Linked DNA regions of Homo sapiens: region 2 is linked to region 1. Evidence: read pairs that join two places in POLR2A ChIA-PET (ENCODE). Cell type or tissue: A673. All regions are shown on one strand. Links, peaks and the distances in the headings refer to the core of each region. The heading gives the core; the rest is flanking DNA.

Evidence for each region. ChIA-PET counts read pairs that join two places held together with the same protein. Peaks named below come from ENCODE experiments on the same cell type or tissue, not always from the same donor. Only the 100,000 strongest peaks of a DNase experiment are listed, where the experiment ranks them.
Region 2: POLR2A ChIA-PET joins it to region 1 with 5 read pairs; 2 of 35 experiments call an interaction of 5 or more read pairs at or near these places.

Annotation. Positions count from the first base shown.
Region 1 is chr15:64,185,474-64,193,501 of GRCh38, reverse strand. All of the region lies in intron 10 of CSNK1G1 (casein kinase 1 gamma 1), which reads left to right. Among named protein-coding and RNA genes, the nearest start is that of PPIB, 26 kb to the right of the region's middle. In A673, for the core only: no CTCF peak of the experiment used is centred there; no DNase peak of the experiment used is centred there; H3K27ac peaks cover 2,455 bases.
Region 2 is chr15:65,190,978-65,195,977 of GRCh38, reverse strand. It overlaps CILP (cartilage intermediate layer protein), which reads left to right. Exons shown (of 9, transcript NM_003613.4): 9 at 1-1,218. Among named protein-coding and RNA genes, the nearest start is that of CLPX, 8.1 kb to the right of the region's middle. RefSeq lists an enhancer at 3,613-3,907. In A673, for the core only: no CTCF peak of the experiment used is centred there; no DNase peak of the experiment used is centred there.

The sequences.
Region 1 (8,028 bases), core at 1,488-6,487:
TTTTTTTTTTGAGACAGAGTCTCACTCTGTTGCCCAGGCTGGAGTGCAGTGGCGCGATCTCGGCTCATGCAACCTCCGCCTCCCAGGTTCAAGCAATTCTCCTGCCTCAGCCTCCCGAGTAGCTGGGACTACAGGTGTGCACCACCATGCCTGGCTAATTTTTTTTGTATTTTTAGTAGAGACGGGGTTTCACCGTGTTGGCCAGGATGGTCTCAATCTTCTGACCTTGTGATCCACCCACCTCGGCCTCCTAAAGTGCTGGGATTACAGGCGTGAGCCACCACAGCTGGCTCCTGTTCCATTCTTTTCTTCTTCCGTCTTACCCCCACCATATCATAAAAGAAAAAAAAGAAATTTTAATATTGGAAGTGTGATAAAACCAGAATGTAATCCAGTATATTCTCTTTGCTAACCTTTTGGTACTATTCAGTCTCATTCTTGTTAGTTTATAGTTGAAGACAGTTAATGAGGCTGAGAAGACTTACATGAGAGGCCAAAATGTTTCTTTATAAATGGCAGCTTTTAAGGTATTTTTTGAGCCATAAAGTGAAGTAGATAAAGTTGTTTGTATATGTAATCAAAAATAATTTTTTAAAATGAGTTTTTTATGAAGAATAGGATTTGGTGATTTTTTTTTTTTTTTTTTTTTTTTTTTTTTTTTAGGCAGATCTCACTCTGTCACTCAGGGTGGAGTGTGGTGGCACAATCTCAGCTCACTGCAACCTCTGCCTCCTGGGTTCTCAGCCTCCCAAGTAGCTGGGACTATAGGCATATGCCACCACTCCCGGCTAATTTTTGCATTTTTAGTAGAGACAGGGTCTCACCATGTTGGCGAGGCTGGTCTTGAATTCCTGACCTTAGGTGATCCGCCCCCCTCAGCCTCCCAAAGTGCTGGGATTATGGCACTTTGTTAGTGTCACTCTTACATTAATCCCTGCCAAATGAATGCTGGGAGAGATTTTTTTCCCCTGCCATAGGGCATAGGTGGGGGTTTTCACTTTTTCAACAGTCTTCTGTGTTTTCTCAAGTATTTTTGTTACCTTTACCTTTCATTTATGCTATGCTGGATTGCTACTTTCTTGTTTCAAGATTTACCTACTACATAGTAAACCAATCATTTCCATGAAGGTGATGCAATCACGACTGAAAATTTTAAAGCGTTCCCCCAAGGAGTTACCACTACTTGAGATTCCTGCTCCTGCTTTGGGGGACTTACACACTCCATGTGGAGCTCTGCTTTTCAAGTAATGCAGAGAAATTGACTTTGCTGAATGACTTTTCTACTCATGCACCTCTTGAGTGACATTTAATTAGATGTGTATGCATGAGTGATCTTTAAGAATGAAGGATTTACATGCTGATCTCTTCCACTAGTTTGCTTAATCTAACTAGCTACTGTGCTGATGAGGCCTAATCATAACTCCTGTGTACACAGTATTGCCTAGAATACCTTTCTTGGAGAGTTACACTAGCAGACTGCTGTAGTTGTCAGCTTTCTTTGGTTTCATCTATTTCCTAGGCATTCTGTTGCTTTCTAAAACTGCAAATGGCCCTTTCTACTATGTTATCCTCTAGATACCGGTCCAAGCTCTTAAATTCCAGAAAACAGTAGCCCTAGAATTTAACATCTTACCGAAAACTTGCTTCCAAAGTAATAAACCCGCAACCCCTAGGTTCACATCTGTACTTAGTTTTGATGTTTTCAACAGATACAGAAGGCATTGGCGGGCAGTAGTATGGTATAGTGTGTTTTTCCTTCATCATAGTGGAAGCATTTATGAAGCAATCTAGAGTGTTAACATTAGTTTTCTATTTATCTTTAAAAGATAAATAGCATATTGCTTTGAGAATGGAGATGGAATGTGATTTTTAGGCCTTTGAAAAATGTCTTGGTATTTTCATTTAAACAAAAATCTTAAATCTTTCAACAAATTATTTATTGAACTAGAATGAATATAAAGAACCACATAGCCCTGTGAATCAGACAATAGCATAAAACCAGAGTTCTTATGTGTAGTCAGTAAAAATGGAAATAATTGTTGATCAGCTGTCCAGGGTTTTCTTAACTTTAAAAGCCCATGAGTATACATGAACATACATTTCCAGCCATTTTCTATTTTATCTGCCTCAAAAACAAATGCAGGCTGGGTGCCGTGGCTCACACCTATAATCTTAGCACTTTGGGAGGCCGAGGCGGGCAGATCATGAGGTCAGGAAATCGAGACCATCCTAGCTAACACAGGGAAACCGCGTCTCTACTAAAAATATAAAAAAATTAGCAACCTGGTGGCGCGCGTCCGTAGTCCCAGCTACTCGGGAGGCTGAGGCAGGAGAATGACGTGAACTCGGGAGGCGGAGCTTGCAGTGAGCCGAGATCGTGCCACTGCACTCCAGCCTGGGTGACAGAGCAAGACTCCATCTCAAAAACACAAAACAAAACAAAAAAACAAATGCAAAAACAGAGAGCATTCATGAGATGTAATTGCATTTAGTATGTATTATAGAACTCAACATTAAATGGCTTACCATTGTCTGGATTTTTTTAAGCACTTAAGTTTTTAGAAACCTGACAGTACTGTATAATAGTTTAAGAGCTTAAATATTATATTTCAATATTACAAAAAATAAAAAGTTCTAGAGAACTGAAAAAGTCTATCACTGATAGGTTTAGTTATAGATATTACTTCTAATATTACAAGAATAGGTTTATTCTCAGATCTCCAGCAGTCAGAATAAATGAGACTAAGTGCTCTGAGGATATAGACAATGTCAGTAAGTTTATAAAATATGGCCGGCACGGTGGCTCACGCCTGTAATTCCAGCACTTTGGGAGGCCGAGGCGGGTGGATCACCTGAGGTCGGGAGTTCAAGACCAGCCTGACCAACCTGGAGAAACCCTGTCTCTACCAAAAATACAAAATTAGCCAGGCATGGTGGCACATGCCTGTAATCCCAGCTACTTGGGAGGCTGAGGCAGGAGAATCGCTTGAACCTGAGAGGCGGAGGTTGTGGTGAGCGGAGATCGCGCCATTGCACTTTAGCCTGGGCAACAAGAGTGAAACTCTATCTCAACCAAAAAAATAAAAATAAGTTTATGATTATGTTGTACACCAGTCTTATTTTGGAAAATGAAACATTTGAACCTCTTTTGGCAGAAATAATTGTAGTAGGGGAATATTTTGGGTAGCTTTGATTCTCTCTAACATAACTAGCAGCATAAAATCAAACCCCTCATTTATAAGGTAATAGAGCAAGTCCATACAGCTGCCTTCTCATAGAATATGTTTATTCTCTGAGGAAGAGCAGAGAAAATATGAACAGGATCCTTTATAATACTCTTGTCCATATGACTTCGTATTCCATTAATAAAAAGGAGTAAATTGGCCAGGCGTGGTGGCTCACGCCTGTAATCCCAGCACTTTGGGAGGCTGAGGCAGGCGGATCACGAGGTCAGGAGATCGAGACCATCCTGGCTAACACGGTGAAACCCTGTCTCTACTGAAAATACAAAAAAAATTAGCCGGGCATGGTGCTGCGCGCCTGTAGTCCCAACTACTCAGGAGGCTGAGGCAGAAGAGTGGCGTGAACCTGGGAGGCGGAGCTTGCAGTGAGCCGAGAATGCGCCACTGCACTCCAGCCTGGGCGACAGAGCGAGACTCCGTCTCAAAAAAAAAAAAAAAAAAAAAGTAAATTGTAGCTGGTGTACAAAGCTCTGATTTTTACGAGAAATGCCTTTTTGGTGACTTACGGGTGAGCTTTAAGCAACTCTTGTCAATGAGATACTGAAATATGGGGAGTGAATATAGACCCTCAAACCATTACTTCCTTGCCCTTCGTTTTTTATAGAATACAACTTTTATAGCTGTGAACATTTGTAAGATTTATAGTCCTTTCTGGTTTTCATGCAGAGCAGCAATATCACATCCTAACCCCTGCAGCTGTTTATATCAGCAGCAATTAAAATTTGATTTACTAATCCCTCATTGCTGCCTCTCCAACTACTCATTTTTCATTTTTGTAGAGCCTTAGGACTGTTACAGCTGAGCATTATGATGTTAACAACTCAGCCATCTGGCACAGGGGAAGAGGCACCTAAACAGATTCTTCTGGACAAAAGTCACATATGAGCAAGATCAGAATAGTAGCAGATGTAAAAAGCAGGTAAAGAAGGAGAGCCTGAATGATACTAAGGTGAAAGCAGAATCCAAAGAGGTTTTTAGTTGAAGGTCGACCCTCCTTTTGCTTTCCAGAAGAAAATAATTCATAGTATCATATTAATAAGTAAACTTTTTCTAATTCAGTCTAGACGCTGTTAGCTAGAAGAACCAGGCAAACGATGTAGCTATTTTTTTTGTTATTATTATTATTATTTTTTCGAGATGGAGTCTTGCTCTGTCGCGCAGGCTGGAGTGCAGTGGCGCGATCTTGGCTCACTGCAACCTCCACCTCCTGGGTTTAAGCAATTCTCCTGCTTCAGCCTCCCGAGTAGCTGGGATCACAGGTGTGCGCCACCATGCCCAGCTCATTTTTGTAATTTTAGTAGAGACAGGCTTTCACCATGTTGGTCAGGCTGGTCTCGAACTCCAGACCTCGTGATCCGCCCACCTTGGCCTCCCAAAGTGCTGAGATTATAGGCGTATGCCACCACTCCGAACAATCTTAACATTCTGAGTTTGATCTGCTTAGTGGCTACTGAAATTTTACCTCTATGGAAACTAAAAGATGATCCCAGCTTTGACTGTGTGTTTTTTCCCCCTCCCTCCTCTTTTGGTCGTTATTGGTTTTCTGGTTCTGGGTAAGGAGGGTGTGATATAGATTCATGTATTGACTCATTAAGGCTAAAATGAATGTAGACAAGCTTACTTTTCCTCACTGCTTTCCAGTGGTTGTTAGTTTAAAATCCAAAACCGAAAGAAAAACCTACAGGGACACGAATGTACTTGATTTTGTTATTGCTTGCTGTTGCTTCACCTTTCCTTCCATATCTTGCTCTCATGCTTTCTAACGCCTAAGCAGAATGTATCATCAGAGCGCCGAGGAGAGTGGGAAATTCAGCCCAGCCGGCAGACCAATACCTCATACCTAACGTCTCACTTGGCTGCAGACCGCCATGGGGGATCAGTGCAGGTATTTACTGCCTTTATTGCCTTTTCCTGGCCTTTCCAGCTTGGCTGGTGGAATGTTGGCTTGCTTCTGAACCTTCGGCAGCCTTAGAAAGGAAGCTTACAGGAAGGGCTAATTGAATATCTCTGTAGATTTTCTGTCTAGGTGGACTTGGGTAAGAGTCGCTTGTTAAAATGATTACTTCCTGTTGTCATTGACTAAGAAACATCTATATGATTTCTGATACTGATTTCTGGTTAACCTAGTCCTACCACCTTGATGCATTCATGATAAACCATAAAAATAACATCAAGGTAGGATTGTGTTAGTGTCAAGTCTGTGAATTGTAAAGACCTGAAACTTACAAGTATTTTTTGAATAGAGGACTAAAGGACTGCATATGTTGCTCATTCCATGATATGTGCCTTAACGCATAAGCTGAGAATGTTAATTTGTATAAGTCATCTGTTTCTGAGTGGGTACCCAGGAAGTTGGGCTGTTTCCTTTTTTCTCCCTGGAATCAATGTGATCTTAAGAAAATTATTTCTGATTTCATTTGGGCTATTCTGAATCTCTTTTTTCTGTTTAGTACTAGAACATCTGGTATCTCTTAACTTGTCTTACATGTGAATGTTTTTAATAATCTTAGCCTCAATATTGTTCTCATACTGGTAAGTGACACCATCAGTTGGGACACACAGTGAACTCAGAGCTGTCAAACATAAATTCTTATAAAGGTGCAGACAGGTTTGTACATGTAGAAATGCATCTTGGTAGCCTTGATCATCTAGGATATGCTGTTACAAGGAGTGATTCATGGAAAGATCTTAATCACAGCTTGAAAGACAGTTTTGGCCCTATAGAAAACCACATAGGATCATATAGGTTAAAATGATGGATTGAGGCTGGGCGTGGTAGCTCCTGTAATCACAGCACTTTGGGAGGCCAAAGCAGGTGGATCACTTGAAGTCAGGAGTTCAAGACTAGCCTGGCCAACATGGTGAAACCCCATCTGTACTATAAATACAAAAAAAAAAAAATTAGCCAGGCCCGGTGGCGCATACCTGTAATCCTAGCTACTCAGGAGGCTGAGGTGGGAGGATTGCCTGAATCTGGGAGGCAGAAGTTGCAGTGAGCCGAGATCATGCCACTGCATACTCTAGCCTGGGTGACAGAATGAGGCTCCATCCCCCCCAAAAAAAACCATGATGGATTGGACAAGACTGAGCAACAAAGGGAGAGCTCATCTCTACAGAAAGTTAAAAAATTAGCTAGGATGGCCAGGCGTGGTGGCTCGCACCTATAATCCCAGCACTTTGGGAGCCCAAGGTGGGCAGATCACAAGGTCAAGTGATTGAGACCATCCTGGCCAACATGGTGAAACCCCGTCTCTACTAAAAATACAAAAATTAGCTGGGCATGGTGGCGCATGCCTATAGTTCCAGCTACTCAGGAGGCTGAGGCAGGAGAACGCTTGAACCTGGGAGGCAGAGGTTGCAGTGAGCCGAGATCACGCCATTGCACTCCAGCCTGGGTGATGGACTGAGATTCCGTCTCAAAAAAAAAGAGAAAAAAATCATTGCTCTTAGGAGCCAGGCACAGTGGCTAACACCGATAATTCCAGCATTTTGAGAAGCCTAGGCAGGAGGATCACTTGAGGCCAGGAGTTCTTGACCATCCTGGCAATATAGCAAGATATTGTCTCTACACAAAACAGAAAAATTGGCTAGGTGTGGTGCTATGTGCCTATAGTCCTGGCTGCCAGGAAGGCTTAGGCGGGAGGATCGCTTGAGCCCAGGAGTTTGAGGCTGCAGTGAGCCATGATCGTACCACTGCATTTCAGCCTGGGTGACAGAGCAAGACCCTGTCTCTTTAAAACAAAACAAAACAAAACAAAACAAAAAACTCAATTTTATTTCTCAGGCACACTTTCTTGTGAAGCCACATGAGGATGTGTGTTATCAGAATTAATAGAACAAGAGAGTAGCAGCTGTGTGCAATAGCTCATGCCTGTAATCCCAGCACTTTGGGAGGCCGAGGTGAGCAGATCACAAGGTCAGGAGTTCAAGACCAGCCTGGCCACTATGGTGAAACTCCATCTCTACTAAAAAGTAATTTTAAAAAATTAGCTGGGCGTGGTGGTGGGTACCTGTAGTCCCAGCTACTTGGGAGGCTGAGGCAGGAGAATCACTTAAACTCGGGAGGCAGAAGTTGCAGTGAGCTGAGATTGCGCCCCTGCACTCCAGCCTGGGCGACACAACAAGACTCTATCTCAAAAAAAATAAAAAGAAAGGAATATCTGGGATCCAGGAAACCAGAGATCCAGCACAGGAAAGAAACAAAGGGAATCCCTAATATAATAATAAAGTTAGGAGATCCTGGGATCTGTACACCAATAGAAGAGAGCAGCTTGTTCAAAACAGAGCTGCAAGAGCAGCTCTTTGGTATTTTCCTTTTTAACATTATGGTTTATCCTTGTCTTTTTATAATTACAAAATAAGCATATTTCTTTTTCTCTCTTTTTTTTTTTTTTTTTCGAGATGGAGTCTGGCTCTGTCATCCAGGCTGGAGTGCAGTAGCGCGATCTTGGCTTACTGCAACTGCTGTTTCCCGGGTTCAAGCGATTCTCCTGTCAGCCTCTAGAGCAGCTGGGATTACAGGCACGTGCCACCACACCCAGCTAATTTTTGGATATTTAGTAGAGATGGGTTTTTGCCATGTCATCCAGGCTGGTCTCAAACTCCTGACCTCAAGTGATCCACCTGCCTTGGCCTCGCAAAGTCCTGGGATTACAGATGTGAGCCACCGTGCCTGGCCTCGTAAAGTGTCCTTTAGAAATGGATCCAACTGAGGTGTCTTTGGCAACTCTTTTGAAACATGCAACTTCCTCTACTCCCTATAAACTAAGTTTTACCAGCTTCCTTG
Region 2 (5,000 bases), core at 1-5,000, 1.0 Mb before region 1:
TTAAAGTGAGCCAGCTTCTCAGAGGAGTACAGGGGACTCTGGAAAGCAGTCACAGGTGGTGTAAGTCCTCGCCCCCTAAGTTACAGGGCAGGGCAACATAGGCACACACTCCAGCAGTCAAATTTGTTCTCATGGATCACATTTTCCGTTTGCAGAAAAGAGCAGATTCCTGGAGTTGTGAGCATGTTCTGGGCTCCTGAGCAAGACTAAAAACACGTCCCGATTTTTTTCTTTCCTTCTTTCCAATACTTTGGAGCTTATACAATGGCTTGGCCCAGGGTCTGACAAGCTGGCCAAGTGGTCCTTTGGCTCTCCCAACAGCCTGTTGCCTTCTCCAGCTGGGCTGGCCGGCCTCACTCAGAAATGGGCTTTTACTTTTTTCTTTATGCTCTTCTAAAGATGTTCAACTTTTCCAGACACCAGATCTCTGTTGTGTGTTACAGACCCTGTCCCTGGAGCAAAACAATTGGTCCAAACGGGCAGAGTTTTGGTTTTGGAAAAGGTATTTGGTTTAAAATAGTAAATCAGAGGCCCATAGGTGGTGCCAGAGCGATCTCAGCGGCATTACAGTCAGGGTAGTGGGGTGTGGGGTTGGATAGGATGCACTCACTGCCCCTATCCCAACCCCTCCAGAATCTGTCAGGCAAGAGTCCAAAGGGTTTGGGAGAAGAGAGGACACTGTTTACAATCAGGACAAAAAGCTTTCCCTGATGCCCTGGCCAGCCTAGTGCAGCTCCTTTACCCATCTCTGGCCTGGGCTGGATTTGTACTCTTGGATCACCATCTGCCCGGCTCCTGGGAATTTGGTTTGTAAGCAATTAGAAATTTCTCTAGCTGAGCACATCACAATAACCATAGAAAAAGCAAGCATCTGCAGGAGTGAGGACTAGTGGTCTTGTGATTGCAACTTGACCCACTTCCAGACTCCACATCTGTCCCACTGCTCCCAGGAAGCAGCTCTCACTGACTGCTTGGGGAGGCTTGACTGCCCCTGTTGTGAGTGCACAGCTATCTGCAGCACCATCGCCCCAGCCACTTCAGGAGCCAGAGTGCCTGCTGCTTCAACCTGACCACCAGTTCACTTCAAACTCACGGGGGGAGGGGGAGGGTCGGGGGGGGGTGGGTTGCTGGGGAAGGTGGGCTGACTGGTTCCCCACTCTAGGGCACTTTCCTTGCTGTTCTCAATTGAGGGCCTGAATAAATGGACTCCAGCACACAGCATCTGATGCCTGACTTTTTCCTTCACTCGCCAAACATTTATTGAGTGCCAAACCATGTATGCAAGTAGACAAGCTTTTATGAGATAGTACAAAACATACTACATGTCATGGCATCAGACTTTGAGGAAGTAGTGGTCAAAGAAGTCTTCTTAGAAAAGGTGACATCTAATTTGAGGTCTGAATGATAGCTAGGAGGTGGCCTGCTAATGGTATGGCTGTCAGGAACGAGAGGCACAAGCAGAAACAGATGTGCAAAACCAGGGACTGCAGGCTGGGTGGGGCTTGCAGGCAGATACCTCTCTTTCAGACAAGGAAACACTTTTTTTTTTTTTTTTGAGACGCAGTTTTGCTCTTTCGCCTAGGCTGGAGTGCAGTGGTGCGATCTTGGCTCACTGCAACCTCTGCCCCCGGGGTTCCAGCGATTCTCCTGCCTCAGCCTCCCGAGTAGCTGGGATTACAGGTGTGCACCTCCATGCCCAGCTAATTTTTGTATTTTTAGTAGAGACAGGGTTTCACCATGTTGGCCAGGCTGGTCTTGAACCCCTGACCTCAGGTGATCCACCCACCTCAGCCTCCCAAAGCGCTGGGATTACAGGTGTGAACTGCCGCCAGGCCTAGCCAGCATTCTTGAGTTGAACTCATGATACTTAATTCCTAAGAGTCTTGCCTCCAAAATCAAATGTGCTCCTTGCTAGCTGCATAACTTTCCCCTGGACCTCAATTTACTCACCTATAAATGAAGGATTTCTAAAGCCCTTTTCATGATTTTCAGTGAGGCTAATAGCACCATTCCCAGGATGCTTTCAGTTCATTAAACCACTGCTGATTTGTCGGTTGTTCCCCTGTGGAGACTGCACACTGGATGGACAAAATGCTCATCTCAGGAAAGCCCTAGCGTTTCAGTCTCAGCCTTCTGATCACCCAGTTACTGAGTGCGAATTCTGTGAAGGTCGGTACCATATGGCATGGAGGAGGGGAACAGGCAGGTAGATGGGCAGATCAGGTTGCTTCTGCTTACAAACAAGGGAGTTTTCAAACAATGTTCTCTCAAGTTCAAAGAGTTCTAGCAGCTGACGTGATAAGAGAAAAATGTCACCAAGATGTTGGGACAAGAACAGAGTCTGGAAGGATTGAGAGGACTTAAGCAAAATTAGAGGTAGATGGGGTTTCAGGTAAAGGTGTTGGCTAGAGCCAAAGAATAGAGGTGGGACTGTGCACTGGCAGTCTTTTGATTACAAGTAACAGGGGTGCCAGGTAACCTCAGGAAGGACTGGAACCAAGAATTGCAGAGCCATCAGAATCCAGGTAATCACTCTTTCTGGTTTCAATTAACTTGTCTTCTCTCATGCTCGGTGGCTTTGGTTCTCTCAATTTCTAATTCAATCTTGGGTTACATGCTCTGTTTTTCTTTTTCTTTTCTTTTCTTTTTTCTTTTTTTTTTTTTGAGACAGAGTCTCGCTTTGTTGTCCAGGCTGGAATGCAGTGGCGCCATCTCGGCTCACTGCAAGCTCCGCCTCCCGGGTCCACGCCATTCTCCTGCCTCAACCTCCCGAGTAGCTGGGACTACAGGCGCCCGCCACCACGCCCGGCTAACTTTTTTTGTGTGTATTTTTAGTAGAGGCAGAGTTTCACCGTGTTAGCCAGGATGGTCTCGATGTCCTGACCTCGTGATCCACCCGCCGCGGCCTCCCAAAGTGCTGGGATTACAGGCGTAAGCCACCGCGTCTGGCCTACAATGCTCTGTTTTTCAGACTGTCTCTCTGACTTTATTTCTATTTTTTTTTGTTTGTTTGTTTTTGTTTTTTGAGACGGAGCTGTGCTCTTGTTGCCCAGACTGGAGTGCAATGGCGCGATCTCGGCTCACTGCAACCTCCGCCCCCCGGGTTCAAGCAATTCTCCTGCCTCAGCCTCCTGAGTAGCCGAGATTAAAGGCGCCCGCCACCATGCCAGGCTATTTTTGTTTTGTTTTGTTTTGTTTTTTGTTTTTTGATACGGAGTCTCTCTCTGTTGCCCAGGCTGGAGTGCAGTCGTGCGATCTCGGCTCACTGCATCCTCCACCTCCCACGTTCAACCGATTCTCCTGCCTCACCCTCCCGAGTAGCTGGGATTACAGGCGGGTGCCACCACGCCTGGCTAATTTTTTGTATTTTTAGTAGAGACAGGGTTTCACCGTGTTAGCCAGAATGGTCTCTATCTCCTGACCTCGTGATCCGTCCGCCTCGGCCTCCCAAAGTGCTGGGATTACAGGCGTGAGCCACCGCACCCGGCCAATTTCTCTCTCTTCTTAGCCCCTGTCTCTGTTGCAGTCTCTCCCTCTCACTGTGTGGTCTTTCCTCTCTGCAGGAACCCTTGGTTCTGCTTGCAGATATGCTTTCTCTGTTCCTCTGGGCTCACAGAAGAAGGTGGCCACCCTATTTATATCTCAAGTCAATGAATAGCCCTGTCTTGAAGACCGAATTTGATTGGCCCAGTTTGAATTGGGGCTCCACCTCTAGTCCAATCAACCGTGGCCATGGCAGGGGTGGGAAATACAGGGCAATCCTGCTATCCAATCAAATTCCCTGGAGAGACAATCTGGTTGGCCCAGCTGCAGTTTGCCTCTAGTCCAGTCAACTGTGTCCATGGTGGGGGTGTGGCATATAAAGGGCAGTCCTAAGGCCTTGGGCGGTCGCTCTCACCTACAATTCCAGCACTTTGGGAGGCGGAGGCTAGCAGATCACCTGAGGTCAGGAGTTCAAGACCAGCCTGGCCAACATGGCTAAAAATACAAAAATTGGCCAGGCGCCTGTGGCTCACGCCTGTAATCCCAGCACTTTGGGGGGCCGAGGAGGGTGGATCACCAGGTCAGGAGATCGAGACCATCCTGGCTAACATGGTGAAACCCCGTCTCTATTAAAAATACAAAAAATTAGCCAGGCGTGGTGGCGGACGCCTGTAGTCCCAGCTACTCAGGAGGCTGAGACAGGAGAATGGCGTGAACCCAGGAGGCGGAGGTTGCAGTGAGGCAAGATTGTGCCACTGCACTCCAGCCTGGGCGACAGAGCAAGACTCCGTCTCAAAAAAAAAAAAAAAAAAAAGGCTTTGCTGGCTGGGTGTGGCGGTTCATGCCTGTAATCCTAGCACTTTAGGAGGCTGAGGCAGGTAGATCACTTGAGCCCAGGAGTTCCAGACCATCCTGGGCAACATGGTGAAACCCTATCTCTTAAAAAATACAAAAATTAGCCAGGCATGGTGGCACACACCTGTAGTCCCAGCTACTCGGGAGGCTGAGATGGGAGGAGCGCTTGAGCCTGGGAGGTAGAGGCTGCAGTGAGCTGTGATTATGCTACTGTATTCCAGTCTGGGCAACAGAGTGAGACCCTGTCCCCTCATCAAAAAAAAAGAATTTGCTGTATCCCACACTGCTAGAAATGGAAGAGATTGAAAATTTTGTAGATTTAACAAGGTGATGTTTCATTTCTGTAGCACAATAGGAAATTGAGTTGTTTTACAGAAGCAGTTTTCCAGAAAATTCAAACTTTTCCTCTTTATTTAAGACTTTTTTTTTTTTTTGAGACAGCGTTTTTGTTCCCCAGGCTGGAGTGCAATAGCACTATCACAGCTCACTGCAGCCTTGATCTCCCAGGTTCAAGCAATCCTCCCACCTTGGCCTCCCAAGGAGCTAGGACTACAGGCATGAGCCACCACACCAGGCTAAATTTTATTTTTTGTAGAGACTGAGTCTCACTGTTTTGCCCAGGCTGTTTTCAAACTCCTGGATTCAAGCGATCCTTCTGCCCT